Linked DNA regions of Mus musculus: all the other regions are linked to region 2. Evidence: chromatin loops called from intact Hi-C (ENCODE). Cell type or tissue: left cerebral cortex. All regions are shown on one strand. Each heading gives the region's core, and the rest is flanking DNA. Links, peaks and the distances in the headings are about the cores only. Region 1 has its middle 23 kb from the start of Gm36639. Region 2 holds the start of Gm36354 (a long non-coding RNA gene). Region 3 has its middle 28 kb from the start of Gm36735. Region 4 has its middle 11 kb from the start of Gm36639.

Region 1 (7,677 bases), core at 1,102-6,101, 110 kb after region 2:
TCGCCTCCCTGTTTGCACAGCCTGGCTTCATTAGTGGGGAGGTGAGGATCTAATTTCCTTCAAACAAATGCCGGGGGTTGGTGCTTCCCTCCAACAATGAGCAGTGGCAGACGGTGAGAAATCTGCTCACACCTTCTGGGTCGGGGTGGGGAGTGGCTCAGGCGTGGCTGCCGGTGAGGCAAACCCGGTGTGCCTGGCCTGTGCTTCCTCGTGCCCCGACTGCAGAGGAAAAGATGCATCCAACCCATCTGTAGTGGAGGGGCCAAGACGAGGGGTCTTTCAACAGCGTTTCCACGGGTTCTGAGTCAAGAAGCCATGAACTTTTGGCCTTTCGGGTGTGGTGTAGGCCCGGATGCTGCGGCAGAGCCCAGCAGCAGGCTTGTGGTAGGAGGAAGTAGATACTGAGGAGGGGTTGCTGGAGCAAAGGCAGCCTCTGTGACTGCTGCAGCACAAAACTGCCCCATTGTAAGGTTAGTCACAGGACAAGGGCCACACATTCAAGGCCCTAGCACATGCTCTGGGAAGATCCCTCAGGGGGCTCACCCAGGGCCTTGACCAGCACACTCTAGCAGGGCATCAACTAGATAGTGACATTCCCCCACAGTCTTGTGAGCCATGCGTAAGCTCTACCACAGTCAACTGTCTTAAGATGCGGTCTCTGTTAGGTCCTGGAGAAACAATAGGGAAGGTTGGCATCTCTAAGAAACCCTCTTGGTGTTCAGGGAGGTCGTGACCACCTAGCTCATATGCATACAGCACCCAGGCTACCTTTTCGGTCCTCATGGTATTTGGCCCTCTGGTTCAAGGACTGGGAGGGGTTTTCCAGCTGTGATGAGCTGCCACAAACCAGGTTCTACTTGTGTTAGGTGTCCTGATGCTGCACCTGGCTGATGTGGAGAGGGTCTCTAACAGCCATCAGCGATTACACTCTGTTACCTATGGTTTCCACCTGGGCCAGGAGTTCTCTGTAGTGTGGATTTTCTTGCCATATGCTCCAGGGTCTGTGGAGTGTGTGTGTGTGTGTGTGTGTGTGTGTGTGTGTGTGTGTGTGTGTGAATGTATGTCTCTGTGTGAATGTGGGGCCAGAGAGCAATGGTTGATACCAGTTATCTCCTGGGGTGCCTCTCTACCTTATTTTTTGAGACAATGTCTTTCATTGAACCTAGAGCTCTACAAGCTGATGAGTCTGGGGGCCATGAGTGCCAGGGATCCACCGGCCTCCCCCGTGTGCAGGCCTCCAGGAGCAGAGGCTGAAAGGGAGCAGGGATGAGGCGTGCCCCAGAGAAGGAGGGGATAGGGAATCAAGACTCTTTTGTGAGTGAAGGTCATCCCTGAGGGTGGTAAGTCTGTCACAGCTCTAGCCCTCATGGAAGTTATCCTAGGAGAAAAGCAAGCAGCTAAAAAAAGAAATAAAGTAAGTTGGTACATAACTGTAATCCCAGTAGCCAGGAATAGAGAGAGCAGGTGCAGAAGTTCAAGGTTATCTTCGGCTACATAGCAAGTTCAAAGCCAGCCTGGGCTACGTAGGATTCTATCTCCAAAAATTAAAACAAAAAACCAACCAACCAAAAAACCCCAAACCTAACCCCCCCAAAACAACAAACAAACAGACAAACAAACAAAAACAACTCCCTAAGTTATGAAGGGTACTAAGAAGACAATGCTAGGATGTTGGGGAAGAAGGGGACAAAGAATCTGTTAGTGTTAAAGCCAGCTAGCACCAGGCAGGACAAAACAGAGGCAGGGCATGGGGAAGCACATTTTTTGTTTTGTTTTTCGAGACAAGGTTTCTCTGTGTAGTCCTGGCTGTCCTGGAACTCACTTTGTAGACCAGGCTGGCCCCAAACTCAGAAATCCGCCTGCCTCTGCCTCCCGAGTGCTGGGATTAAAGGCGTGTGCCACCATGCCCGGCTGGGGAAGCACATCTTAAATCTGGGGTACTCAGAACTGATGAGCCCTAAGATTGCCACGAGATGACTAGGATTATACAATACAGAATAGGAGGGAAGGCTGGTGTATCAGTTACTTTCTAGCACTGTGATCAAACATCATGACCAAAGCGATTTATGGAAAAGTTCATTTTGGCTTACAGTTCCAGAGAAAGTCTAAAATAGCAGGAAAGTTCAGACAGCAGACCACGGGAGCAGGAATCTGAGAGATCACATAATTAGCCACACACAGGAAGCAGACAGGTGGAGCTGGAGGTTGGAGGAGGCTCAAAACCAGGGGATCTCAGCCTTCCTAATGCTGTGGTGTCTCCCAACTGGAAAATTATTTTCATTGCTACTTCACAACTCTAAATTTGCTACTGTTATGAGCTGTAATGCACATATCTGTGTTTTCCCATGGTCTTAGGTGACCCCCATGAAAGAGTTGTTTGACCCCCAAAGGGATCAAGACCTGCAGGTTGAGAATCACTGCTCTAAACTCTCAAGGCCTGGCAGCAATGGCATGCTTCCTCCAACAATGGTCTCCCTCCAAAGGTCCCATAATTTCCCCCAAGTGTTCACACATGTAAGAGTATGGGGAGATAGTTCTCATTCAAGCCACCTGGGCGGGAGTGGCTCCCAAGAGCAGGGTAATACGGAAGAGGGGGCGGTGGTGATGCAGGGGTGCTCACCCTTCTCCTGACAGTGAGTTGCACACTGCCCCAAACAGCCTCATCACCAGTATGTCCTTGCCTTCTGCAGGCTCACAGGCCTCAGTGGGTCACCCAGTTGCCGCCATCTAACCTTTGGTTGTGTGTGTACAAATGTATTATAAGGGAGGGTGTCATGCCACCCTGCTTTTCACAATGAGCTTTGAGAACTGGGATTGGAAGATAACCCAATTCTAGATGCAAAACTGCCAGGCGAAAGCTATGAAAGTGACAAGACAGTTGTCACCAGCAGCTCACAGGAGCCCCTTCTCTGTTTCCATGCCACCGCTGCCCGCTCCTTGGAGGCAGGGAGCACTCTCAATGATTTTCTTGCCATGGGAGGGGAATGTTATAGTCTTCACTCTGCTTGCTTTTGCACCCATTGGTAGTGGTCACTTCCTGTGCCTGTTTATGTGACACAGGCCTGTCTCTAGTAAATCTCCTGACCCTTCCCCTTGTCTGGCTTTCTAATGCATTGTGACTTCCTTCCTCCATGGCTCCTAATTGTTGCTATTGTTTTCCTGTTTGGGGAAGTTGATCTTTGAGTCAGGCTGCGTCTCCAGTGTCTTTTATCTCTTTAGATGGGTATTTGCTGACCTGAGCCTCAGACTTAGTCAAATCTGTCAGTCTTTCCCATTCTGGCTTCTGGGTTTTATGTCATGCTTAGAAAGACTTTTTTCACACCAAGATTAAAAAAAAAATCACCCACGTTTTCTTCTATTACATTTTTAGATTCATTTCTGACATTTGAATTTTAATGCTTTGGGATTTTTTTTTTTTAAGTACAAGAGAGATTTAGCTTTATTTTCCCCGAATCTCTCCCTACACCACTTGTTAAACAATCCATCATTTCTCCCAGGTTTCTTGCCATCTTTACCAGCTATTAAACACTGATGTTCATGGACCAATTTCTGGCCCCTCCACTCTTTCTCGTTGATGAATCTGTTCACATTTCAAATACTTTTGTCAAGTTCTCTTTTTAAATTTTTTTAATCAAAAATTCAGTTTGGATTTTGATTGGCAGATTGACATCTTTGCATCTTCCTGCAGCTCTGGGTTGGTTGGACTCTTCACCATCTTCCCCCACTCTGTGCCTCTTCGTTGAGCTCCAAAGCTCTGCTCAAATGAGGCATTTCGCTGTCTTAGCTTGTTTTCTTTTTCTGGACACTTTTTAATTCTCTGCTGCTGGTGAGAACGAGCCCCTCCCTTCTCTACTGTCTTAGATTTTTATATTTTATGTAAAGCATTGCTTTTGATAGATTGTCTTTTATTTAAAGATTTGCTTTATTCTATGTGTATGAGTATTTGCCTGCTTGTATGTATGTTGCATGGTGTGTGTGTGCAGTGCCCACATTGGCCAGAAGAGGGCATTGGATCCTCTGGAACTGGAGTTACAGGTGATTATGAACCACCATGTAGGGGCTGAGAGCCAAATCTAGCTCCTCTGAAAGAACAGTCAAGTACTCTTAATCGCTGAGCTGTCTTTCCAGCCTCACATTGGTTTTCTTGTGGGTCTTGGGGATTAAACCCAGGTCCTCATGCTCACAGCAAGCACTTTAAGAATGTCCCTTCCAGCCACTGTTTTGGGCCCATCATGGTGGCCGTTGAAGCTGTTAGCCAATCGTAGCTGTCTCTATGCTCTGTAAAAACGAAGTGGCGTTGACGAGCTGTCCCTTGCTGTATTCCAAAGGTTTAGTTGGTAGCCACTTTTGCAATGGACAGGAGAGATGTTAGGCATGGTTGAGTGATGGAATGTTCTGGAAAGCATTGCTCTAGGCAGTTGTTTCTACCATCAGACAGCACACCCCTGCCTCCTCCTCCTTGGTCTGCTGCTCAGTTTTACCTATTTTCTTTGGGTTGGGGAAGGGGACTTTTCAATGATTAGAACACAGCCTTGCCACAGCTGAGGGGGATAGCGGGACCCTGCCCTTTCTTTCTGCCTTTCTTCAGCATTGAGGTGAACGGCCTCTTCTGCCACCAGCACCTGCTATGACAAGCTTGCCTCACCATAGGCACAAAGGCAATGGAGCCAGTGGATTGTAGACAGAAACCTATAAAAGCCATGAGCCTCGGGTACTTTGTCACAGAGATGGAGAGCTGACTAACACAGATGTCTGGTTAGTCATCTCAGCCACCAGCTACTCCAGCATCCAGGGCTCCAGATCATTGACTCACCCTTCCTGAGTGCCTGACCCCTGACCCAATGCCACTCAATCAACGTTTGCTATTTGAAGCCATCATTTAAAAAAACTAGAGTGGAGGGAAGTTGAGGCAGGGGACTGTGCACTTAGACAGCCATGCTTCAGTTCCTGAAGGTTTCAGATGTCCACAGAGCACCTTTGGATGCTGTGTTGCGTGGGATGTGGGCTCCTGCCTCATTTGTTTGTCCAGTCATTGTGACTGGCTCTTGCTTCTGGAGGCCCAGTAACTGCACTTTGAGGGGAGGAGGGCTGCCTCCTCTCTACACTGGCATTTGGTGCCAGCCTGTCACCATGGCAGCAGAGATTGGTGCTACCTACACCACGGGAGAGGGAAGCTGCTCTGAGTGGATTCTTCCTGATCCCCAAATCACTCTCTTCTTGTGACTCACAGCAGTTACAATTCCTTCATCTCCTGATACAATTTCCAGAAGCAAATCCCTCAGCTCTTTTGCCTAGACTCCTTGAATTAACATCAAAAACTATATTTGATTTGAATTTAACTGCCAAGGCTCTGAGTTTTGTTGAGGCTAATCCCCTGTCTGCTTGGTTTCCTGGAGCCACAGCAGAGGTTTGCCTGCAGTCACTCCTCACAGACCCCAGGGGCAGAGAGGAGCAGCTTGCTCTCCCAGCCAGGCTTCCTCTTCTTTCTCCAGTGCTCCGTGACAATTGTGACCCTGGCTGTGGTGGGCCTGAGGTGAGATGGGAGCATCCCAGGGGATTCAGAGGAGACTTGGGGTGACTGAGAATAAACGAGAGTGGAGCAGACCAGAGGGAGACCCAGCCGGTGCCAAGCAGAGCGCACATGAGGAACCAGTGAACCAAAAGGCAGCCACATAGCCCAGGTAGGACACGTCCCCACCCAGTGAGTTCTTAGGCAGCTGACCAGCTTGGTAGGATTAGATCCGAAATGCCAGGGAATCTCTCCTGATGGTTCTCAGCTAATGACACACAGATCATTGGGGGAATGCCATTAAAGGAGATATTTTTATCTCTAGACTCTCCCTCCTCCTCTTCTTCGTCTGCCTGCTGCAGGTTAACAGTTGCTCTTTCATGGAGACATACTACTTTGCTATATTTCTAAAAAGTGGGACAAATTAAATGGGAGCCAATACAAACCTTCCCTCCTTACAAGACTTCTCAGATATCTTCTCATACTGACAGAACACTGATTCATACACCAACCACTTACCCATCCACCCACCCAAGCATCCATCCATCTGCCCAACCATCCATCCATCTACTCATCCATCCATCTACTCATCCATCCATCTGTCCGTCCATTCATCTGTCCATCCATCCATTTTGTTTTATCAGTAGCACTTATTGAGAATTTACCACACTCTAGGTACTGGACACAGCAGACGAAACCCTCATCCTCATGGAATTTAGAGTTTAGTACTGCAATGAATGAAGCTGACAGAAAATGGGAGTGTGGAGTGAGCAGGGCTGTAGTCTGGTATAATGTGGCTGGGTGCTTCTCCACAGGTGCCGCTGCATGGTACAGAAGCAGATTGGGATCCTGTTGGTGGCCAGCTGAGACCTTACACTAGAGATGTCTGGGCCAGCGGGTACAAAGACCCTGAGGTGAGGGCATCCCAGCTTCCTTAGGAAAAAGGACCAGTGAGAGGTGAAGATGGGCAAGACCTGGACTTTCCTAGACATGGCCACATCTAGGCCCTCACGAATATGAGAGAGAAAGCATGGAAGGGCGTGGCACCAAGTTCTCCAGCATCTCAGCTCATTGACATCTCTGCAGCTCACTCACCCCTGACAGCTTTCTCGTGTTCCTTTTGCCTCTGTAAGGCCATCTGCTGGAGAGAGCCCTGGGCAGTTTGGGATGGCAGCATCATAACTGACATATGTCCCCACTGGCCACTCAACCCCATCAACCAGGGGACTTACTCTTCTGTGCCAAAGCCTTGGGGCATCTCTCAGGGGCATTGTCATGGAAATTCTAACAGGAAGCCCCTTTGTGAGCAAAGTGACTAGGTATGGGGAGTGCTTGAGGAATCTCTGTGTACATCAGCCTTGGGGTTAGGGAACCCTGGAGATGGGGAGACACAGAGGAATGGGAGGGGGGAGAGAGGGAGGGAAGGAGGGAGGGAGGGAGGGGGAGTGAACTGTGTTAAGTTGGTTATGTTGCTGGGCCAGGCAGGTCCCTCTGCTGTAGCTGTCTGTGCTTGTCACCTGGGGCACAGCATGGGGCTCTCCATGTCTCCCTTGCACAGCATGGGACTCTCCATGTCTTCATTGCTTCCAGATCTCCTACATGTGTCTTTGCCCTGTGGGTTAGAGGTAGGGGCATCCTGACAGCTTTTAGCCTGGTAGAGGACAGATAACATATAATAAATTCATATTATGGTGACAATGTCCTCTTAACCGTTAGACAATGAAGCTAGCTGTTCACAAGGACCTTGCCCAGCCTCCCCTATAGTACACACACACACACACACACACACACACACACACACACACGCCAACAATTAAGGGTGGGAAGATGGCTTAGTGGGTAAAGTGTCTCACAAGTTTGAGGATCTGACTTCCTATCCTCAGAAGCCATAAAAAAACCAGGATCATGGTAATCCCATCACTGAGCAGAGCAGTGTGTGTGTGTGTGTGTGTGTGTGTGTGTGTTTGTGTGTAGAGAAGGTAAATCGCTGGTGTGGTGGTTTGAATATGCTTGGTTTGAATAGTGGTCCAGGTCCACTATTAGAAGGTGAGGCTTTGTTGGAGTAAGTGTGTCACCACGGAGGTGGGCTTTGAGACCCTCCTCATAGCTGCCTGGAACACAATCTGTTCCTAGCTTCTTTTGGATGAAGATGTAGAACTCTCAGCTCC
Region 2 (7,677 bases), core at 877-5,876:
CTGCTCACTAATTATTTTGTGTCTTCTCTCTTTAGCTTGCCTGAGTTCCCCGGGCTCTGTTCGGTGACTGGCTTGGCTCTGGTCTCGCTCTCTTTGCAGGGTCCTTGCTCACTGGGCCAGGGGCTACTCTGGTCTTTGTCTAGAGCACAGGTGTCTACACCTATAGGCCTCAGGGTGGCTGGGATAAAGATGGTTCCTGTACTCTCATGTGTTACCAAATTCTACCCTGCCTAGGGGACAGTAGTGACTGCCCATCTCCTGCCATGCCACTGGGATAGGAATCTCTGGAGCTCTTTAAACTCTGACCACACCCTCAGCCCACCTGATCCCTCTCGTTGCTTTAGAGCTCACAGCCTTTAGATTCCTGGCCTTTAGATTCGACATCCAAAACATATTCAGAATCTAATCACCCATACCCCAGACTTATTAGCTGTGGTTGTCACTGCAAACAAAGGCCACAGCATCACTCCCTCTTGGATCTCCAGCCCCCACGGTCCACCTCACTCCTCAGAACAGTTCATCTTCTCTTACAAGGCCTGCATAGTTGGCCCTACAGCCATCCCCACCTCTGTATTCTGCTAGGGTCTCCAACTTCCCAGCCATGCAGGATGGCAGTAAGTGGCTAGTTGCTCTCAGGTCCTCAGTTGAACCCATGTCCCAGGTGTCTGCGTGTCAGTGTCCCTGGCTCATGTCATTCAAGTCTGTGTAGATGATAGCTCCTTAGAGAAGCTGGTCTCCCGAGAAGGAAATCAACAGAGCCATGAGGGAAAAGGGGAGAGAGACAGATTGCAGAACTGGCCCCTAGGCATGCAGAGGTCAAGCACCTTAGAGCTGGGCTGGGCAGCTGGAAAGAGGTACCTAGCTGTTCAAATCTGAGAGCATCCTGAAGCCTTTCTTCCTGCAGGAGAGATCAGCCTCTGCACTCTTCTGGCCTTGATGGATCAAGTGAGACTGACTTGATGGATCAGTAGACTCCAATCCATTGATTCCTCAAAGTCCATTGATTTAAATATGAACCTTGTCTAGAAAACACCCTTGAAGGAACTTCTAGGACTGACTTTTGACCTCAGCTTGAGTATTGGTTTAACCTGGCTAACTTGACTCAGAGTTAACCACCAGGGAAGTCGTAATTACACAGCACCTATGGGAGTTTCTCAGGAGCCCCGATCAGATAAGCAGGGCCAGCATTCCAGCTGCAGAGAGATGCCTGGATGGGACATGCCCCTCCCTACAGGGGACAGCTCTGCAGGGAGGGCAGCTGATCAGGGGCCACCTGATCCCAGCCCTGTCTCCTCCCTGCTTCCATCACCTGTATTTCACCCCATGGTCCCCCCTTCTTCCAGCCACTATGAGTCTCCTGGGATGTGAACTCCTGCAGGGATAGGGCTGTATTCTTGCCTGGACCTGTGACATAAGAGGGCAGGGTGATAAGCAGCTGGCAGGTGTTGGCTCCATCTCTGAGACATTTCAGGAAGCTGGTCCTTCAGTGGAATGATCAGGGTCACAGGACTAAAGTCCCCAGGTCTGCGCTCAGGGAAAAAGAGGACCCAGAGGATGTCAGAGTGGAGTGTCAGCCCAGGGCAGGATACTGACCAAGTTGGTGAAGGCTGGGGGTATGTAGAGGATTGGGGTGCAGGCCTGAGGCAGAGGGGGTCAGAGGAGTTACCTCCCCATTCCCCATGGATGACATAAGCTGCTCCTGAGGTCAGAACCTCATACAAGATGGTTTGCTCCAAAAGACGTGGCAGACCAGGAGCTGAGTCTCTCTTGTGGGTCACTGTGCCACGCGCAGTGTCAGGCGGGGAAATGGAGACCAGTAGACAAAGTTGTGGGCTGGATTAACACTGCAATGGCGGTGGCTACAGAGGCGATCCAGAGCCAGAAGGAAGATCCTTATGTGAACCTGGGTATAGACACAGGGCCAGAAGAACCCTGCAGAAAGAGGCATTTCCTAAAGTGGGTCAGAACATGCACCAGTGCACAGGATCCATGGCAATGGCTTCCTGCCCCTGTCAGGGGTTAGCCTCATATTTGGATCTGGGCCAACCTTTCTGATTCCCACAACTTGGACAGAATGCTGCTTAGAGGTGGGAGTCAGATTTTGCCTTCTTTGTAGCAGCCCGGCGGGAACCTACCGCACACTCTAACTCCAGGCCGTGCAGAAAGGTCACATGTAGCCAGCCACACAACTTGCATCCTAGCCCAGCCCTCAGTGATGCTTGTGACAAAGAAGCTCCAAGTGACTCTTAATCCTTAGTGGCTGCAGTCACCATCAGCCCTCAGCTTTCCTACCCCCCCCCCTTTTCTCCCCCAGCTTCAGACCTGTGGAGGTGAGCTACCCTGCTGGGCTCTGTGTGAAGTGCTGTCCCTCAGAGCTGAGCTCAGAGGAAGCTGTTTAATGCTGGGAAGTCAGGAGTGGCTCACAGCAGAGGTAACTATAGTAGAGCCCTTCTCCTGCTGGTCCCCACCGGATCTGGGCCACTGACATTATTAACCTGGAGCCGGACCCAGCAGGGAGCGGGTGGACCGGGAGCCCAGGACCAGAGTACCACTGCTTAACTCATCTTATCCCATCTTAACACTTAACCCATCTCTATCAGAGACTTGGAGGAGCCTGTGCTGTGGAGAAAGGGACTAAGGCTTGGGCTGCATCCAGTCAGTGTCCCCACCTCCCCCAGTCTGTCTCCTTCATTCATTAAACAGGAAGCAGGAGGCTCAGAACATGCTGATGATTCAAGCGGGGCCCCTGGCTCCCGTCCCTGCTGTGTTAGCTCCCGTGGGAGTGTATGCACAGTCCTCTGAGCCAACCTCCTGAGGAGGTGGATCTGTGCCCCGTGACAGATATTGTCTCCCAAGAGAGCCCCTCTGAGGCCTAACTTTTGCTCTCCAGGGGAGAGATGCTCTCATAGCCAACTGTCTCCTCATAGGGCTCACTGATGCTCATCTGTCTCCCTCCTCCCTTATCACTTGGACATCCCCATTCCTGCTTAGCTGCCCTAGCTTGCCTCCTGCCCCAGCCATGGGCACTACAGAGACCTCAGAGCCTTATGCTGACTGCACCAGGCTTTTCAGACTCTGTGGTCCAGGCCATCCAGACAGGCCTCTGTCTTGTCTCTTGACCCAAGCTTGCCTTTAGCTTAGTTACAAGTCAAACTCCAGCTTGTTTGACAGCTGGCAGAAACAACCTCATCGTAAATTAAAGGTCTGCACTGTTCTGGAGTCTAGAACCAAGCCACAGCATCCCTGTTCACGGGTGATGAGATACTCTGTTTTCCACCTGTGTTCTTCTGATTTCTGGGGAATAAGCCAGGCTCCTATATTGCCTGAGGCACAACACAGTCAGCTGAGGCTTTGAGGTTCTCATTGGTGTCCATGGGTGAGGCAAGGAGCAAGCTGGGGTAGCTCAACAGGAATGGTGATGCCCAGGTCTCCGCTGACCTGCCAGGCACTGTTCTTCAGTCTTTCCTTGCCTATCACACCTCTGATTTTGAAAGAGGACTGCTGGTTTCTTTAGGGAACTCCTTGAGTTTGGTGACTTGGTGGTGGTATCTCATTTCTGCACTGACTTGTGGGCTTTGAGAAACCACTGGGGTGAAGCAGATTCCTCTTGTGTCCGCTCAGGCATTCATGACACCGTCAACACTACTACATCACCTAGCAGTATCCATTTCTTATCTATTTCAGCGCACCTTGGTTATGTGACACGTTGCCACTAGGGGGAGCTAGGGGAGGGCTTTTCAAGGATTGAACTTTGGGGGGGGGGAGAGGGAGAGAGAGAGAGAGAGAGAGAGAGAGAGAGAGAGAGAGAGAGAGAGGACAGAGAGGGAGAGATTCTTCAGTAATAAGCTCACAACTATTTCCAAAATAGTTTAAAAGCCCAAGATGCTTAACATTTTTTACTGCACTTTCATCTCTGCTGCAATACAAACTCACTATAATGGTTTGACCTCCCAAAAAACCTGCAGTTGTGGCAGCCCTGGGGAAGAAGTGTGCCCAGGGGTTCCTTGGAGGGTAACATGCATGCCTCTCACTACTTAGTTTGTCCCACATAAGGATATAAAACATCGCTGTCCCCCGGGGGAGGGGAGGATCTTCAGGTCCGTCGGCATCCGTGTATATGAAGCACAGGGGACCCATGAAGCGCAGGGCTGATGCCGAATCTTTCACTAAGCATTTGTCTCCCTTATCTCCAGCCCTGCTTCCTGAACAGGACGACAATTCTTAAGCCACTTGTGCATTTTGTTAGGGTTAGTTTAATTAAATCCAGAGATGATAATCCACAAATCCACTTACAGGCCATGTGAAGGAGGATGAGCCTGGGAGAGGCCAGCTCGAATCTGTCGCGTGGCCCCGTGAAGGGACAGGGTTGCCTGATGAGGAGATTGGACTTTTGTATGCTCTCATATGCCAATTTATTTTTTTGGGGGGGAGATACACAGTAGAAGTTCTAAATTTCTGTTCTCATGCCCCGTGGTAGGTGTAAAGTTTCTAGAATGTTCTTGTAGTATAATTGCTGTGGCTGGGTCTACATGGGGAATTGAGAGTCTCGAGCCACTATGGGCTATCACACCTGAGCAGGCAGAGGTGTTTTGCATATGCTGGGTGCTGGCTTGCCCTGGAAGCTCTGAGTGCTCAACTATGTCAGTCCCTAACTGGTCTATGGCTCCCATCTTCCCCTTGCTCCTACAGAGCACAAACCACAGTGCATGTCAAAGGGCAAGAGCTGCCACCTGTGGCCTCTGAGGGTGACAATGGATCTTAGCTTCATGCTGTTGGCACTATTGTGTCAACTGGTATGCTCACTTAAGGAGAGGGCCAGGCGCTTGGATTTATTCCTGGAATGGGAGACACCCCACCATGCCTAGGACCTGGTCTTATTCCTGCCAAATTGTACATCTGTTCCTTTTTTAGTCTCCAAGGCCATCCCTGGTTCAGCCTGTTGCAAGGTTGTGGTCTTCTACACCCAGGTTTCCTTTCTAGACCTGCCTCCCCAAGAGAAATCATGACACTCCCTGCTCACAAGCCTTCCCAGGGACTGAATTCCCTGCTGAGCATCCTGTCCCTGGGCAGCAGCCACTGTGGCTCCCTGTGATGGTTAATCTTCCTTCCCTGTGACTGGATTTAGATCACCATGGGAACACACTTCAGAGCAGTCGTTGAGGTATTCCCAGCGGTCAGCTGGGGAGGGAGAGCCCGCCCTGTGTGCCAGGGCCCACTTAAAAGGAGAGGATGAGCTGAGCCCCAGAGGGTCATCTCTCCGCTTCCCAACTGTGGGTGCACTGTAAGCAGGGGCTTCATGTTCCTGTTGCCAGGATTTCCCACTGTGATGGGCTGCACCCTCAGACTGTGAGCCACAATACACCCTTCCTTAACCTGCTACCTGTCAGGTAGTTGTTCAAGGCAAGGAGGAAAGCACCTAACTCACATTTCTTCCTCAGCCTTTGGATGACCCCCATCACTACTTCAGTTTCTTCTTATCAAATGCATCCAGGTCAGGGTCTCTTGGGATACATGTGCCTGTCTCCTCTGTAAAAGTCCTAGGGTCACTTGCTGGGTACCGTGGTGCATGTCTTTAATTCCAGCACTTGGGAGACAGGTAGGCAGATCTATTAGTATGAGGCTAGTCTGATCTGTGTAGCAAATGCCGAGGGGGGGGGTGCATTTTCAGTGTCCCCAGCAAAGGAGATAAAGTGAAGCACAAAACCTGGTTTAGCTCTGGACTGAAGATGGCCTCTAGTCTTCTAGATGATGTGGGAGGTAGGGATGGATGGGGTGGGGAGCATTCTTAGGGAGAGGATGTGGTTCTCCTTGGGTGTCCCATTGTACCTACCCTGGGTGGGGGGTCCTTTTGATCTCTAGTAAAGCCTGGTGCGGCCCCTCCCTCCTCTGCAGAGCAGCAGGCATCTGGGGTGCACCTGTGCCTGTGTTTGTGTGAATCCAAGCCTCCTGTCTTCCTGCTGTGTCTGTCTGGGTAGTGAGGGGTGTTTATATACAGAAGCCTTGGATTGTTTGGGTGTACTCTGGTGGTGTGAGTGTGCTGTCGGGGCCCAGCGCCTGCCTGCGACTACCATTGTCTGCTTCTGCCTGCCACTGGGCCTGTGGGTCTGTGTGCCCAGCTGTCTGAAGGGTTGTGGAAACATGTGGGGGGGTGCACTCAAGCCCACCAGCCCCTGCCCTTCTCCATACTCTGCCTGCCAGACTGAGTTCTCATCACCTAGCAACTGGGGACTCTAGTCAGTGGCAGCCTCTCAGACAAAAAAAAAAAAAAAAAAGGGTGGTTTCCTGAGGGGAGGGGGAGGGGAACACAGAGAAGTGGGGGAGGGGCATTGTGGAAATCCCATGTCAGCTCAGCAGACCCCTTATCTATCTGCTGCTCTGTCTTCTGTGTAAACCCTTCCCCATTTTGTCTTCCCAGGTAGGCAGAGGCTCGCTGAGGACCCGAGTCCTCAGGCATGCTTACCCTTTCCACAGAAGCTGCTCCCACTAGCCGTGGAGCCTCTGTGGGCTTTCATGAACCTCATTTGGAAGTGAAGACAAAGATGACAACATGGGTGTGGACCACGGGGTATCATCTGGTTGGCCTTAGAGTATAAGGCCTTAGACCCTCAGATCCAGGCTGGTTTGGGAGCACATTCAGGGGAGAGCAGGCGCAGAAGGTGTGGAGGGTTTGTTTGTTTTGTTTTGTTTTTTTTTTGTTGTTGTTTTTGTTTGTTTTTTGTTGTTGTTTGTTTTTTTTTGCTTCATCTCTCCCTCCAGACTTGGGCTTGCCTTCTCTGGAAGCCAGTACCAGGCAGAGGAGGGCCAGTGCTCCCTGGAATGGGATAGAGACAACTTTGGTTCTCCATCGCCATGACTTTCTTCTGGGGCTCAAGTCTCCTCTCTGATGTTCTCCTGCTCCACGGTGATCCAAGCCAACAGTCTGGACTCAGGTCTATTCTGGCTGTGCATAGGAGCGCCCCTCCTGCCCTGTGCTCCTCATGACTACCTTGTTTGGTTGGTGGTACTCATTCCTCTCTGGGTGATCTTATTGCTCAGTGACTTCTTAGTTCTCTACCTCACCAGCAGAACAGCCCCAGGATCTAAGAATAACCAGACTCATTTAGCACTTGCTGCGTGCCAAGCTCTGTGCCGAGTCCTTGGAGTGTTTCAGCTCACTCTACACTGAAGCAAGCACACAGCAGCGAGGAGGGAACAGCGACTCCATTTTACACTGGGAGGCAGAAGGGCTGAGTGCCAGGCCCGTGGTTACAGAGGATGCCTGACACCTAATATGTAAGAGTGGCCCTGAAAATTTTCTAGAGAGAACGGAGGGGCACGGAATCTCTGTACTAGTCAGAAAGGGTTTGGCTCCTTCCTGCCCACAGCCTTGCTGAAGCTTTTGTGGTTTGTTCGGCTGTGGAATACCCAGCCCCTGCTGGCAGGGTGGCAGCTGAGGTTTGACTTTAAGGCTGCCGGGACTTACAGCTTCTCTTGCTCTCTGTGAGTAGTCTCACCCTGGAGAGGGCCTGCACTTGTGAACCCACAGAAAACAAGTGTGTGTTCTCCACCTTTTGTCAGCTCCATGCTGATGTCTGTCAGGACAAAGAAATGTGAGCCAGCCCCAAGCTTGGGGTTACCACAGGCCTGTGTGAAACTGGCAGGGAGTGGGGGGGGGGGGGGAGTCAGTGTGCAGACGTC
Region 3 (7,677 bases), core at 1,427-6,426, 310 kb after region 2:
CCCATTACTCTTCAGGCCATGAGTAGTATGTGGGTGTGTAAGGGCAGGTCTAGCCATCTGAACCTTGTTGTGTGAATGGCCAGCCTGGTCCTAATGGCCTGTGTGCTGACCCCACCCAACCTGCAGTGAGCTCCCTCCCCTCATCTCCTCCCACACCTGCCATCAGCCTGGAAATGATTGCTGTAATTACAGCCTTGTCTTCCCAAGGTCTTGTTTGCAGAAGACCATTCTCTCCAGGGAACAGGGAATAGCTACAGTACCCTCCCTTCTTATGCTCCAAGGCCACCAGGAGGTGCACTGCCGGGCTTGGGAAAGGTTCTCGGGAAGGTAAAGGGCACGTTTGAAAGTTCAAAACATGCAGAGGGTCAGAAACTGCAGGGTTAGCTAGTGACTGATGCCCCTGGAGACTGCAATATCAGCATTTTCAGCACGGCTGGGTGGACAGCTCCACACCTCTCCCCTCCCCCATCCCCAGGCTGCGCCCTGCTCCCAGCCTGGGCTGAGGCTGGCTCAAGAGAAGGAGCTAGATACTCCATCAAGACCAATCCAAGATAGAGACTACCCCAGCCAGGGTACAATCTATCCCCTGGTGATCCCGGATCTGTCCACCTGTCACAAAGCAGAATTTCCCTCAGGATAGAGACCTGCCCTCATATTTTCTTTAGCCAGCTGCTGCAGCCTCTCTACATCCCACCCAGCCCCTCCCCCTCCCCCAGTTCAGTCTTCCCTTTTAAGGCATTAAGTACAGAGATATTAAAAGGGATTGTTCGGGCCGGTTAATTAGCTTGGAAGAGGCCTCTGCAGTGGCCTGGGTCACAGACGTCCACCTCTCTTTATTAGCTGAATTGATGGAGACAGCAGGGCCCAGATGGGAATAAATTGAATCCGATGGAGAAGAGGCTTTTGCACGCGCTATTAACAGGAAAAAAGAGTGGGCCTCACACCTCACTCCCCTCTACACTCTCCTACCACCGCACGCTTGCAGATGTCTACTCAGGGGCGTTCCTCCGAATGAACATCAGGTCCTAAGAGATTCCCAGGGACCCATGCCACAGGGCAGCAGGAAACATCAGCCCAAGGGACGAGGAGTGCCTCAATCAGCCAGTGCTCAGGGTCCGACTCCAGTTAAGGCACCAGACAACCTGAAGTCCAGGGACACAGCACCTGTTCCCTGAGCACACCATCAGTTCCTTTGTGTCTTCTCAGCATCATGCTCTGGAAAACTCTGTCCCCACAATTGGGGCTCTCAGGTGGCAAAAGACTTGTCCATGTTGCAGAGCCAGGAAGGGCCAAGCAAGACACTTACCAGCAGCCACTGTCCATGCTGTGGGCTATAGGTGATGGATTGCCCCTCATGCAGCAGCCTGTTGGGTGGTCACTGCTGCCATACAAGCTGCAAGAAGAAAACGGCTCACAGTAGCTCTGAAACTTGACTGGAATCCTCAGCAGGTGAGGCAGCTAGCAGGACACAATATCTGAGTCCATCATTTTAGCTCCGGACAAGGCCTGAACTGGTCGGAGTGAGCCAGAATTAGTCTAGGATGGAGCTCAGCATAGTAAGTCACACCCACAGATGGCAGGCACTCACCCCAACTCTTCTGCAGCCACATTCACTCCTTTCGGGTTCCTGTCTCAGTACTGCCTCCTGGTCACTCAATTCTATATCCTCTTCAGAGGTACCCTTGAGGTCGAATCCCTGTTGACTCAATCCTCATCTCCCTTGGGGACAGTCTTGTTCACAGACCATTGGCCTCTGGCTGCAGGAGACCCTGATTGACTGTAAGCCAGCCTGTGTGGCAGGGACCCTTGTCACAATCTAAATACTGAACACATTATAGACCTTCATGTTCCTTTGAAAAGGAGAACCTACTTGTCACTACTCACTGGGTCACTAGGTGGGACCCTGAGGAGCAAAGGTGTGCTCCCCGAAGGAAATGGTGTCCCCGAGGCCACAGCTACCAGCTGCCACCCAGAATCTGCCTTCTTCCTTCTCAGCCCTGGGGACAGAATGCAGGAACTGTCAGTTAAGAGAGTGGGAGATAGCCAGCATAACTTCCCAGACCCTGGAAAGGTACAATGCATTCTGGAAATCTCTGACCCACAGCAGAGGATCCAGAAGTGCTAAGAGCCCCACCTCCCCCTAGCATCCATTGTACCTCTGTTCTTATCTCCATCCCTGAGCCTCTAGACCTGTGCCCTTTTACACACGGTCTCCTGCTCTGCTTTCCCCTGGTTTATCACAGTGAATCTGTACTGAGCTCACAAGATTCAGTTCTGCCTACCTACAGATAGTCCACCACTTCTTCCTGAATGTGGGCTCTAACTTCCAGGGCTGGGACTTAAAATGCTGGACTCATAGCCTCCTGATTCCTCCAGTGCAGATGGAACATGGCTGATCCTGGAGGTGTGGAACAGGGGTCCTTGTGTGGGGATTCTTGCCTTATGAACCTCATGAGAACTAATGGTTCTCCATGATTCTTTGCCAGGTGCAGGCATGTATGAATAATAAGTGACCTCCAAGTATGACCTGGGTGAATATCAACTTGAATTCTTGCTTTTCTCCATTCCCCACTTCCCTGGAGACCTCAAAGGATAACCTCTCCTGGGTCCCCAACTCCTCAGTCACAGATGTGCAAAAATCCAGGAGATTCTGGGGGGAGTCAATGCAGTGGGGAGTAGCCCCTTGGCTTCTAGTACTTTCCAACTCCAGCTGGTACCCCTGCTGGTAAGAGAAAGCCATCCTGTCATTCAGGCATTCCAAGCTCTCTCCAGAGCAGCATCTGCACTGAAAGGTGCAGGGGAGCCTGGTGGGTGTCAGCCAGTGGGGTTCCTCTCCCACATAGCATGAGCTTGGAGCTCATACAGGGCCTGGCTCTTAAGAGAAGCATTTTCTTGGAGTGTTTATTGACTGCCTGCAAACCAGCCACAGAGCCTACGCCCACCTTGCGCACGGAGTCAGTCATGTGCCTTTAGCTGACATGCTAGCTTTCTTCTGGCAGAGGGCAGCTGAGCAGCCGGGGCAGAGGAGGCCTAGATCTAGATTGGTGGGCAGCCCTACCCTTGGACAGCTCCCCACCTCCCTCCAGATCCTGATTTCCTCAGCCATAGGTGAATTTTGCATGGCTTGGTTGAGCCAGAGAAATGGCATTTGCACAGCTCTGCTGTGAGCCAAGCGCACAGGCACATGGATGGAGCCCACCAGTGCCTCTCCTGGACTGCAGGGGCCACTGAGCTGGAGGATGCCCTTCCTCATCCTGCTCCAGGATTCTGGTCTCCCTGGACTGCAGCCTGCTCAGATCAAGCCAGCAAGGACATCAGCTCATCCAAACAGTCCCCTTTCCAGCATACAGGGGTGAAATGGGGAGTGGGGTGGCAAAGTCCAGTTGACCACTTCTACATCCATAACCCTGGGACTCACTCCAACCCTGACTGTGTAACCCTCTATAAGGCCCTCATGGTGGCGCTATGCTTCCCTGGGACAAAAGAAACCCTGGAGGCAACTCATGTGCCTGCCCCCCAGAGAATGCAGATGTGCTGGGCAATTCAGACAAAGGGGCTACTTGCTTCGGCAGTGATTAATGTGTAGGTACGCACGGCAGCGGGAACTCGTGGCAGAGACAATGCCCCTGACAGAATCAAGTCACACAAGAATACACAGGTCCGATTCCATTTGCATGATGCTTTTTAAGAAAAGCAGCAAGCCCAAACAGTTTGGGGGAGGGGGCTGGGGAGGTGGTTGGGGAGGCAGCTGCTTGTCACCAGGACTGGCCAGCAAAATGGCGTGGTAGTGTAGGATATGGAACATGGAGTTGGGGGAGCAGTGGGAGTCTGACATGTCCTCTCGTTTCAGATTCTCTTAATTCTTTCTCAACCCAAAAAAACATATGGCTCAAGCTTTAGAGTTGGTCAAATATTTGACAATAAAACTTTTTTTTAAGTAAGACGGGAATTGAATGCTGGGGGTCGGTTTTAGGAGAATTAATAGAAGGGAGAGAGTTGGGGAGAGATAGAGCCCGAGACCTGGGAAGGCACGCACATGCCCCCTTGCTCCCACACTCATCTCCTCAAATGTGTTCACACACTCTCAGATGATACTCACATACCCAAATACTTGCACTCACACACAAAGGCCACCACAGCCCCAGCAGGTCCTCTGACTGCTTCATCTCCTCAGCCTGCTCCAGACATGCATCGCTGTTTCAAGGTGTTGTCCCTGCTTGCTCTTAGCCCTTCTTGACCCAACAAAGCCACTAGTAGCACCTCTAGCCCTTGTACCAGGGGAGCCTCCGGTACCCCCACCTGCACCAGCTGCAGTGCATCTGTCTTCTCAGGGCCACCTGCCTCACTGACTGTCCCCGCTGCCCCCCAGCTTGGCCTGTGTGAAGCTTCTGAACCATCTTCCTTTTCCTGTGTGAAACTTCATCACTGACACTGGGCAGCAGCCCACGCAGCCCTGTCCAGGGTTCTCCCCACTCGTCACCCCCAGCAATACTTAAAAAATGCCAATGATAGACAAGGTTTCCACATTGTTCTAGTTCCCTTTCTGTTGTTGTGATAAAATACTGGTCAAAGCAACTTGGGGAAGAAAACTTTTATTTCAGCTCACAACTCCCATGGCACAGTTTACACCGAAGGAAGGAACCAAAGCAGGCACCATAAAGAGACTTGGCTTGCTGACTGGCTTAACAACTCATAATCAGTTAGCTTTCTTAGGCAGCCCAGGCCCACCTGCTTAGGGATGGTGCTGCCTAAAGTGGGCTGGGCCCTCCCTCATCAATCATCAATAAAGACATTTTCTCATAGATATGGCCAGAGACCAATCTGATCTAGGCAGTTTTTCAGTTGAGGTTCTCTCTCCGCTGGTGACTTGATGTTGTATGAAGTTGATAATAAAAACTGACCGTCCCTCCTATCCAGGCCATGCTGCTGAGCGTATGCGATCCATGGGCCATGAGCCTACACGAGCAGGCTGCAACCTTCCATGCTGCTCAGTATTATAAGCCCCATAGGAAAGAGAAGCCCCCAGAATTTGGGGTCAGGGACAACAAAGTCTTGGTCAGAGATTCAGGGTATCTGTATTATCGACATAGGCACAGCCATTCCAAAGACCAATGCCTCATACCTATGGAGTGGCAAAGCCTTTCTCAGGTCAGGCTCGGAAGGGTAAAGCCTTCTTCTGGTCCAAGTATGATAGTTTATAAATGATTCATCAGTGTGTGCAAAAGCAAGCCACTGCAGCTTCCTCTTCCAGATGCTTACAGCCTGACAATGCTCACCTCTCGAGACAACCTAAGTAGCTAACAGTACTTGGTGCAGCCCCATCAGAGGACACACCATCTACCTGACCCCAGCTTTTCTGTGCCTGTTGTTTCTTTAGTACCTGTCCTTTCTATGTTCCTCACAACCTCAAGTTTCTAGATCTAAGCCATGTGGGGTGGGGGTGGGGGCAGTACCCACCCCCTTATCTCTAGCCTCATCTAGTCTCAGAGCCCTGATCAGGGATAAATTAGGGGTGCCATCCAGGATGACTCTGGACCCAGTTTCCATCTGACCATGGCTGTGGGAGAGGCAAGAGAAAGCTCACCTGGCTGTGTCCACCCGTGCACTCCAAGGACCAGGAGAAATAGGATCCCAGTGTTTCAAGCTGCCTTAGCCAAAGCTTTGTGTCACACTTACATACACGGGTTAACCCTCTACCCATAGGGTGTCTGGAGGAGGGGTCCTTTGTATGGGTAGACAGAGCCTGTGGTAGAAAGTAAGCTAGACACTTTGGGACTAGCACAGGAGGATACAGCAAGATGTGGGTGTAAAGCTGGGACACAAGTCCTCACCCAGACTAGAACCCCCTGGCTCCTTGACCCTGGGTTTCCAGCCTCCCAATGCGGTGTGTTTGTTATGCAGACTGAGCTGACAGAGACAGAAAAGTCCAGGACATTGGGCAGCTCACAGATCATTGGATAACATTATGTGGCTCATACTTTATGTGTGAGAGAAACACACACACACACACACACACACACACACACACACACAGAGTAAATGATCTGAGTGTATAATCCCTGATGTAACACTTTCAAATGTCACCTAGAGAAGCACCCAAGCCTCAGTTTCCCCATCTGTTAAAAGAGATACCAACAGTTTCTGCCCCACAGCTTGGAAGGGAGGAGGGCGTAAGTAGGTCTGTATGACGTGTCTGATTGGCAGCTGGCGCTGAGCAATGTTCAGCCATGTTAGATATAAATAGGGATGGCAGATTCATAGGAATTGAGAGTTGGTAGTTGTGAGTATATCTCAGACCTATGGGTGTTTGCTGATTGCCCTATTGTTGGGAACCATGAATGCCTGGGTAAGAATGCTGTGTTTGGGCAGCAAGTCACAGAGAAGGGACATCCAAGGTGGTGGGCTCAGGATGGGAACCTCAACCCTGACAGAGAGCTGTATACCTTGGCCCAGCTCAGAAAAGTGAACCTGGTGGACTAGCCTGGCCCAAGAGTCTGTCCTGGACTCCTGCTGAAATCAGGCAGAGGTGCACCCCATTAACTGTACGCATAAAGCAGAATGCAAACCCTTGCCAGACCCTGCTGCTCCCGGACCCTGGAGCAGCTACCAGCCTGGTGACCATGGCAGCACTGGTGACCATGGCAGCCAGAAGGGTGAGCATCACACCAGGACTTCCTGTGAGCCATTCCAGGGCACAGGTGGTCTTGGGAGGAGCTAGGGAGGAGCAGATATTTCTAAACCTGCGAGTAATTTACTATGTTTATTAAGTAGTTATTGTAGGTTAAATAACCAACCCCAGCTTATTAAAAATCCTCTGGGATGATAATCGCTCGCGCGTTTGTTCGCGCTGGCAGCAGAACTTGCCATCCTGCTGGGAGCCGGTTTCCTTAATGACTCGGCAAGGGCCTTGTGCGGCAAGCGACTTCAGGAATCCTCATCTCCATTGCTCCTGACAGCTTTATGCTCCATAAATACTCAGAGATTATTAAAAACATATTTATTTAAGATGAACGGCTCTCCTGCAGATACAAATCTAAGCCGATAAGGCTCATAAGCCCACTTACAGTTGTCAATGACAGTATTTAAACACACCAACAGCCTTGCTTAAATTCCAGGTGCCCACCTCTGAGAGGAGACCTTGACTGGGCTCCCATCAGTGGGGGACCCTAGGGCACAGAGGTCGGGTCAGGCCATGGCAGGTAGAACCCACTTCCTCCATAGCAGCTTCATCTTTATAGATCTGTTTTCTCGTTTATACTAACGGCTGTGGTGATTTGTGTTAATTATCAATTTGACAAAAGTTAGAAGATAAGCCTGCCTGTGGGGACACGCCGTGAGAGACTCCCTCCTCTAGCAGACACTCGTCCCTGTAAATGCCACCTCTCCCACGCAGCCTTCCTTGACTCTCTTTCTCTGAGCAAAGTGTTAATGGGCTTGGCACTGCTTAGTGTTGGAGATCAGATGAGATCTGGTGTGTTCAAGTTGATGTGGCCACAGATGGCTGTCCCCCGTTATCATGGCAGATCATTACTAGAGTCTGAAGGGTGACTTCCTGTCTCCTCTCCCTGGACCAAGAACAATCCCCACCCTCTCGTGTGTTTACCGGGTTGGTCCTTGTGCCCAGCATGGAGCCAGGATCCAGTGATGTGGTAGTTCGAATATGCTTGGCCCAGGAAG
Region 4 (7,677 bases), core at 1,086-6,085, 99 kb after region 2:
GAGAGCTTTTGTGGCAAAGGGAGTGATTCCAGCAGGGGAGCTGTGTGTATGTCTCTCAGCCACCTGGCCTCTCTTCTGCCTTGGGTGCTCCTCATGTGGGACACACTGTCTGATACTAGGCAGGTGGATGGCATACAATTGGTTATAGATTTATGACTAAGGACTGGTATGCCACAGTCTTCTCCCTTTGACCTCCCTGCAAAGAGTCCCACAACACTGCCTTTATCCCACTACTGATTGGTCTCACCATCCACTTCTGGTCAGGTTACTCTGTCCATAAAGCCAGAGGCTGGGAGGTGGCATGAAAGGGGCAGAGGCCTGCGTGCTTGTGGTACTCAGAAGGCTCTGTCTTCCAGGGTACAATTCTACCTTTCTTAGTGTCACTGTGTGTTATAGTTTGTATATGCTAGGCCCAGGGTGTGGCACTATTAGAAGGTATGGCCCTGTTGGAGTAGGTGTGACCTTGTTGGAGTAGGTGTGTCACTGTGGGCCTGGGCTCTAAGACCCTCGTCCTAGCTCCCTAGAAGTCAGTATTCTGCTAGCAGCCTTCAGATGAAGACATAGAACTCTCAGCTCCTCCTGCACTAGGCCTGCTTGGATAATGTCATGTTCCCACCTTGATGATAATGGACTGAACCTCTGAACCTGTAAGCCAGCCCCAGTTAAATGTTGTCCTTATGAGAGTTGTTATAGTGTTTGTTCGCAGCAGTAAAACCCTAACTAAAACATTCTGTCACTAGTAGTGGGGTGTGTCTGCATTTGGGGTGTCCACAGTGCCTTGGTGAGCTTGAGTGTGTGCCTCTTTCTTGCAGTTGTGCCCAGGCTCTTGGTGGTGTGCAGACCTAAAAGTAGGCTCACTTGGGGTATGTTTGCTTGGCTTTAGGCATGCAAGTCTCTTTTCCAAAATGGCTAATCAATGGACTTTCCCCAACTGAGTAAGGATGGGGTGATCTCACAGAGTTCCACCTGCAGATGAAGAGCTACAGTAGTGGGTGATGGCAGTGGGTGGCTGTGGAGAGGAGGAGAGTCAGTCTTCTCCAGGCATGATCCTGAGAGGTTATCCAACCCCACATGGTCACCCCTCAGCACATGTGCATACGCACATCACCAAGCGAACTTGGCAAGCTGTGTGCACACGTGGTCCTATCCACTCACACCCAGCAACATCTTTCCTTGCTGCTTTATCTTTCTCCTCACATGGAAGCCCTTTCTCAGGTGTGCATATTGTAAATATCCTCCCCATTCTATGTTCTGTCTGTTTGTTTCCTGGTGGGGTCTTCTAACATCAGCAAGTCTGTACTGGGCTCCAACTCACCAATCATGTTTATGGCCGACATGTCTCTCCACACCCTAATGAGGCAGTCCTCCTCTTAAGTCCCCTTCACTGTCTTCATTCATTTAGGGCTGCATTTAGATGTTAGTTCTGCACAAAGTTCTTCCCAGACCCTCCCTGGAAATGCACTTTCCCCTCATTCCATTTTAGTATTTAATGGCTGGCCACCACCCACTTTTCTATTATATGTGGAGTTATTATTTGCTTACATATTCCACATAGTTCCAGTTCTTTGATTCCCCACAGTCCTCCAGCTCTGTGTTTCTCGATATATGGCATAACCATCACAGACCCAGAGAGGCTGCACCGGCTCCTGTCATCACATCTCCATTTCTAACAAGGAGGAAGGAAGATCAAGGAAAAGCTCGTGTTTTCAAACACAAGACATCTGAGAGGAAGCTGATGTGACCTTTGTGGTTTTGTCCCTCCCATATCCATATGCTGCACCTTCCAGACGTGACTGCACACAGACGTGGCACCTAAAGCCAAGGCCTGGTGCTCTGCAGAGCAGCTGGCAGCTCCTGGAATAGGATCCCACCCTTTGTTCTCCATGTTGTCCCTGTGACACAGACCTGTCCTCCATTCCATGTCATTCTCCTTCCTGGGAAGGACCTGGGGCTGATCTGGAATGGGTGGAGCCTCAGGCTTCTTCCTGTCCTGCTGTGGACTGCAAGGATGGGGGAACACGTGAGATGCTCACACGGGTGTGGGGAAGGCCTGTGGGAATACAGAATGGGATTCCTCACGAATAGCTGGGTCCAGTCACACAACCCTTTAATTGGCATCCGTGAACATCAGTTGTTCGTAAGTGAGGCTTGGCATGAATCACCTGGGGATCTTGTTAAGAACCCAGAACTAAGCCAGTAAGTTCAGGGTGATATATATCTGGTTACAAGTGACAGAACATCAACTACCTAAGCCCACCGGGAATTGATACAAAGGCAGGCTTGGCAGGGGCAGGCTGAAGCTGTAAAGAGGCTGGGTGGGATGGTGGGTATCTCCCTCAGTTCTGCAGGCCTGGCCACCTGGACCACCTCCACCATGACGTCAGTTGCTCTATAGACCCCTGAAGGACAGCAGCCTTCCTGAGTCCTGGCCTGACTGCTGAGGTCATGAACTGGGGCTGTAAAGAGCTTACACTCTGCTAACCTAGTAGGACACCTGCTGGTGTTCCTAGGTCTGAGCCCAAAGGCTGTGCTTCAGAAAGCCTGCCTGAGGTCCCCACCCTACAACCGTTCAACAGATCCTGGCTGAACTCAGAGGACTCCCTGGTGGCCTCAGGGCAGCTCCTGGATGTCCTCTTGGGAGAGGCTCCAGCCTGCTGTCCAGGATTGTGAATGCCTCAGAGGCTATAGGCTGGTGACTCTCTGTGAGTCACTTTGCTGGCTGTGAGCAGAGGTCACAAGACATGCACAGTGATACTTCTTGTGAGACACCACACAGGGCCTCACTGAGTCTCTTGTCCATCTGAGGTCCCCCCCTGACCATTCCCCCTTCTCAACTGAGGTCTTCTACTCCACACCCACCCCTCCTGGGCAGAGATGGGTGAAACTTTGCATTTTGGCCTCTGAGGAGCCTCTCCCCCTACACCCATAGTCCCGACAAGGGCGCCCCCTTTTGTTAAACTGAGACCCTACAACTCACTCTTTACTGACATAGGCAAGCACTGCAGGTGGCAATTTAGCTTCTGGAATCTCATTCTGCCTTCAGCTGTTTAAAAATGGAACTGGCCATCAATAATTAAACTAAGAGTGGGCATTAAAAGTCCATGTTTCAGCTTCTCTTGAAAGCCTGGCACGGTTTGTCCTGCTGAGCCTGCACCTACCCACATGGGGGAGGCATCCCACAGGCTTCCTGTGCATCCAAGAGAAGGGACCCTAGACTCCTCCATGGTGCAGCAGGGGAGTTTTCCTCCAGGCTCTTTGAGTACCCAGGAGGAGGGCATCCTTTAGGTTCTCCAGCACTCAGGAGGTTCCTCCATTCCAGCTATGTCCTGGGCTCCTCGGCAGCCTGCATTGCCTCCGTGTTCCCTGCTGGGTGTGTCACCTCCCTATTGGGAGGTTGGGATTGGTTCTGGTCCTTTTAATCAACACTGTCCTGAGAGCCAACACTCCTCCCTGTTGGAGTGGCCCCTGTGGGCTGAAGCTCTTTGCTTGCATACAGACCTGGGGAGGCTCTGAGCTGTACATGGTGATCCACAGCAGAGCAGAGGAGGTTTCCAAGTTGGCCTGTCATTCTGTCTCTGAGAGTGACCCATGGCCTTTGCCCTGACTCCAACCTCTGACCTTAGCAGTGTTTTCCTCTGGTTCCTTCTCCGACACTTTTTAGGCACATGTAAGAAGCCCAGGACTCTGGGGACAGGTTGGGGTGAGGCGAGGCAGGGGTCAGAAACAGAGCCAGCACTGAGATCTTTGCTGAGGCTCTTTCTGTCTCATGTGGGGCCATCTAGGTGCTTTGAGCTTTGGGCTCATCCTTAAGGGACCACTGGCCTCCCCGGAGCTGCTTTCTATAGAGAGGTCTCACTGTGTTCTTTATGAACCCTGCTGGAAATTTAGAAATAACACCTCAGAGACTGTAGCAGAGTTATTCCCACTTTTAGCCAGGGACAAGATGGTGTCGGGACAATGTGCCTGACTTGGAACCTGTCCGGTTTGGAAGAAAGCTAATCATGGTCGGAGACGCAGAAAGGCCGAAGGAAGAGAGGAAAGTGCAGCCTGACAAGAGAAGTCTGCTTGGGAACAGGAGGGAGGAGGGCAGGGAGGAAGGGAGGGAGAAGAGGAGGGAGGAGGAGAGAAGAGGAGAGCAGGTGGCTTATATCACCAGCCTCCACTCCAACTATGCCTTGTCCCAGGCTTTCTTTCTTTCTCCTCATGCCCTGCCTGCCTGCCTGTCTGGTTGTCTGTCTGTCTGTGCTCCGTTCTGTGTCTCTCTTCCATCCTGCCTGTATGTCTCTGCTTTACTCAGCCTAGCCACCCTGGCATCACTGGGGTCTCTGCCTTTTTGCCTGCAGCAAGCTGGGTTTTTTTTCCTCCTCTGTCTTTCTCTCTCTGCTCTTCATGGTTGTCGGTCTGCATGTCTTCTTGGGGTGGCTGGGTGGCTGTCTGTCCATCCTCTCATCTCAGGCAGCTGGAAGCATCCCCTGCGTTCATTGATGTGTGGTTGTGAGATTCCCTTTGAATACTGCAGCAGCCAGTTGCTGGTTGCCAAGGGAACGGGTCAGGAGAAATGGGGGAACCGAGGGGGGCATAGGGAGCCAGGCGGGGGGTGTGGGCACGCTTTTCTGTTTTCATCTTCTTTGGTGCGTTCCTTTTCCAAAGCATAGAGAAAGGATGGCAATTTAAAATGATTTTTCAAGAATCAACACGGCAGAAATAATGGGTCCTAATTGTGCTGGACTAAAAGCCAGGCAGGGAGAGTGGCAGCTTCCTGGTGCCCAGAGAGAGCTAATGGCCAGACTCAGAGTGTGGAGCCACTTGAGGGCTAGGAGCTGCTGTGTCAGGTCCCTGACTGGCATTGCCCAAGGCCACCCTCCTTAGTCCTTGCTGAGAATTTAGGATTTAAAGCCCAGAAGTCTCCACAACCCCCACCAAGCAGGAGAGGCAGCGAGGTGACCACACACAGGAGTACAGGCGCCCTGCTGCTTTCAAGTGAGAAGGGATAGGCACGGAGGCTTCTCTAGGCTACTGCAAGCCCTGGACATTCTCCAGTAGCTTCAAAGAAACGGTCTTGGTCTCCTCTGCTCAAGCTGAGTTCATCATCATGGGCACAGACAGAAATGACACTGGTGTAGAGCCCGTGCTGCCCTACCCACCTGCACCCCAGTCTCTGCTATCCGAGTCAGCAAATCCTATGAATAGAACGAACCAGGCTATGCACTTCTGGGATTGTGGGGGTCGAACAGAAGGGAGAGTTCTAGGTATAGACTCGACTTGTGCAGTCCTATTATTTAACTGGTTTCAACTGGATAGAAACAGGGTCTTGAGGAAGGAGCCCCACTCTCACCACATTAGGATGGGTAGGAACCTGGGAGAGGGAGGTGTGAAGAGCATTGGGTAGAAGAGAAAAGCCAGTAAAGGACTTCATGTTGAGGATGCCCTAAAGATTAGGCAGAGAGGCCTTAAGGACTTTCCCCTTCCCCAGCCACCAGGGAGAAGCTGCCCCGGTCTGGAACATGCCACCTAACAGCCTTAGTTTTATCCCTGATGTCAGCTCTGCACGACCCATATCTGTAAGGGTGCCAGTAGGGCCCAGTGCAAAAGCCTAGTGCTCCCAAATGCATTTGGCTTGAGCCATTCCATGCCTGTCACTGTCCTAGGCAGCCAGAAGCCTGTCTTCTGTCTGTTTTTACCCTTTCTGTTCCATTATCCTCTTATATCCTGCCAGCAAGTGCCCAGCGAGTCTGGGTCTTAGTGGAGGACAGTGGTCATGTCTTGTATGTGTGACCTGACTCTGTGTGGTCTCATCTTCTCTCTTAGTCAGTTCTAGCCTTCGTTGGCTCCTGACATGTGAAACTGTTCATCATAGCAAGTGATGCTGGAACCCTGGAGGTCTAAAGGTGTCATGGCTTCCCTGAGTTGTGGAAAGTGCACCTGGAACTTGGTTCCCAAATGAATTAGATAGGCTAGGGTTAGGGTTATCAACAGAGGTGGGGAGTACCACAGGTACAGGAGCTATCTGCAGAGTTGTATTCTGGAGGAAGAAATGGCAATGACCCCTGGAGGCCTTATAGAGGTGCGGGAGCTAGACCCCTCAGCAGCTGGCGGAGCCTGTGTGATGAATGTCGTGTGAGTGACTTCCTTTGGCAGTGGATGTCTCTTCACTCCATCACCAACTATCCTGTGTCCTACTGCAGGCTTAGCTAGAGACTCACTCCAGGTTAACACCGTATGCATCCCAGAGTGACAGAGTGTTTGCCCTTTCCAGTGTGAGGGATAGAACTCAGAGCCTCATTTGTGCAAGGAAAGTGGTCTATTACAGTCCCTCCCCAGCCCCTGTGACAGCTTTCTTTAAGTCTCTGTCTCTGTTTAGTTCCTCTTCTGGCATGAGTTTATCCCGGTCCAAAGGAAGCCTGTGTTTAGCTTACTATTTCTAGTGCTTTTGTGTCATGGGGACTTGCTGATCCTCCCAGGTCCCAGAGACAGGAAATGTTCCTGCCAGCATATCTTTAGGGCAAACTAAACCCTTCTTCCTCTGTGTGCTTTCCCTCTGGGACACTGTTTACACCCAGATCATTTCAGGGCCAGGACAAATACCCTGAGCAGCCGCAACTTCCAGAGCTCCAAAGTTATCCTTCCCCTGGACTCCAGGAAGGGTCCTTGCCTCCCCACGCTGCTGCAGGCTGTCATCCCCAACCTGCTGACCTTACAGCACCTGGCAGGAATACCTTCTACACTGACTGCCTGCTTTCAGAAGCCTGCTCCTGCTCCGTCCTGGCAGGGGTGGGGGGTAGCTTTCATTGTAACCAGGACAGATACCAACACCCAACCTCGAAGATTGGCAGTGGGGGAACCGCTACCTAACCGCCCCCAATGGCTTAGGGAAGCTCATCTAGTAACCCTGTCTCTTGTCTGTTCCCTCCTCCGCCGCCTCAGCACGGCACCTGTGTGATTGTTTATCTCACAGTTCCCTTCCACTCAGCTGACTTTTGCACAAGTCAGGGGTGTGTAATTTACATAAATGGAGATAGAATTTACATACAGTAGGATTTACCCCTCTGAGTACACAGTTCAGTAGGTTTTGACAAATAGCTACAGCAAGGTAGCTGCCCTGGCAATCAAGGACCTCACCCCCTCCTTCACTTCAGCCCCAAACTGGCTTCCTACCCCTTTGCAGTGATCCTGTCTGCCCCCTCCGGCCCAGCACTCCAGATGCTATCCCATGCAGCATGTGACTTCTGTGCTTGGCTTCCTCCATTTAGCATAGTACAGGCTTTTTAAAAAGTCAAGCTTAAGCCCCAGGCCACAGTGCATCCCTCTTACTTTGTAGGGCTCACCTTGCCTGCAGTGACTAGCCAGTCAACAGCCTCAGCCTTGCCTTAGTGTTTTAAGGTCAGCCTAGTGAGGCCTGCCTGTTACAACTGAGTTCTCCCCTCTGCTTGTATGGGTCTCTGCTCCTTGACAAATGGGCACAGCCAGGTGGCCACCAGTTGATAGACTCGACGCTGTCATCCATCACCCCAAACCTTCCACGGATACTGAGGAAACATTTGTCTGGTCAGCTCAGCTTCTCAGAGTTTCATTGTAGTGGAGTCCAAACACCCTTTGGAGTTTGGCATCCTCCCTCAAGTACAGATGCTGCCCTGACAGATCTATAGACAGACGCCCCACACTCCCCTTCCCGTGTGG

What was found. A loop is a pair of places that touch in the nucleus more often than their neighbours do. Peaks named below come from ENCODE experiments on the same cell type or tissue, not always from the same donor. Only the 100,000 strongest peaks of a DNase experiment are listed, where the experiment ranks them.
Region 1: it touches region 2 in a loop (3-fold over the local background); 13 of 42 quality-filtered maps call a loop at or near these places.
Region 3: a loop joins it to region 2, with 2.2 times the contacts of the local background. A loop is called at or near these places in 12 of 42 quality-filtered maps.
Region 4: it touches region 2 in a loop (5-fold over the local background); 17 of 42 quality-filtered maps call a loop at or near these places.

Annotation. Positions count from the first base shown.
Region 1 is chr6:89,042,688-89,050,364 of GRCm38, forward strand. No RefSeq gene overlaps it. Among named protein-coding and RNA genes, the nearest start is that of Gm36639, 23 kb to the left of the region's middle. In left cerebral cortex, for the core only: CTCF peaks have their summits at 4,000 (motif pointing right) and 5,421; DNase peaks (open chromatin) are centred at 3,194, 3,952, 5,155 and 6,009; H3K27ac peaks cover 1,189 bases.
Region 2 is chr6:88,932,251-88,939,927 of GRCm38, forward strand. Gm36354 (a long non-coding RNA gene) reads left to right here and starts at 7,671. Exons shown (of 2, transcript XR_377844.2): 1 at 7,671-7,677. In left cerebral cortex, for the core only: CTCF peaks have their summits at 3,686 (motif pointing right) and 3,888; DNase peaks (open chromatin) are centred at 2,730, 3,682, 4,151 and 5,101; H3K27ac peaks cover 884 bases.
Region 3 is chr6:89,242,104-89,249,780 of GRCm38, forward strand. No RefSeq gene overlaps it. Among named protein-coding and RNA genes, the nearest start is that of Gm36735, 28 kb to the right of the region's middle. RefSeq lists an enhancer at 1-1,816. In left cerebral cortex, for the core only: a CTCF peak has its summit at 3,451; a DNase peak (open chromatin) is centred at 2,908.
Region 4 is chr6:89,031,153-89,038,829 of GRCm38, forward strand. No RefSeq gene overlaps it. Among named protein-coding and RNA genes, the nearest start is that of Gm36639, 11 kb to the left of the region's middle. In left cerebral cortex, for the core only: a CTCF peak has its summit at 2,964 (motif pointing left); DNase peaks (open chromatin) are centred at 3,007, 4,165, 4,469 and 5,090; H3K27ac peaks cover 336 bases.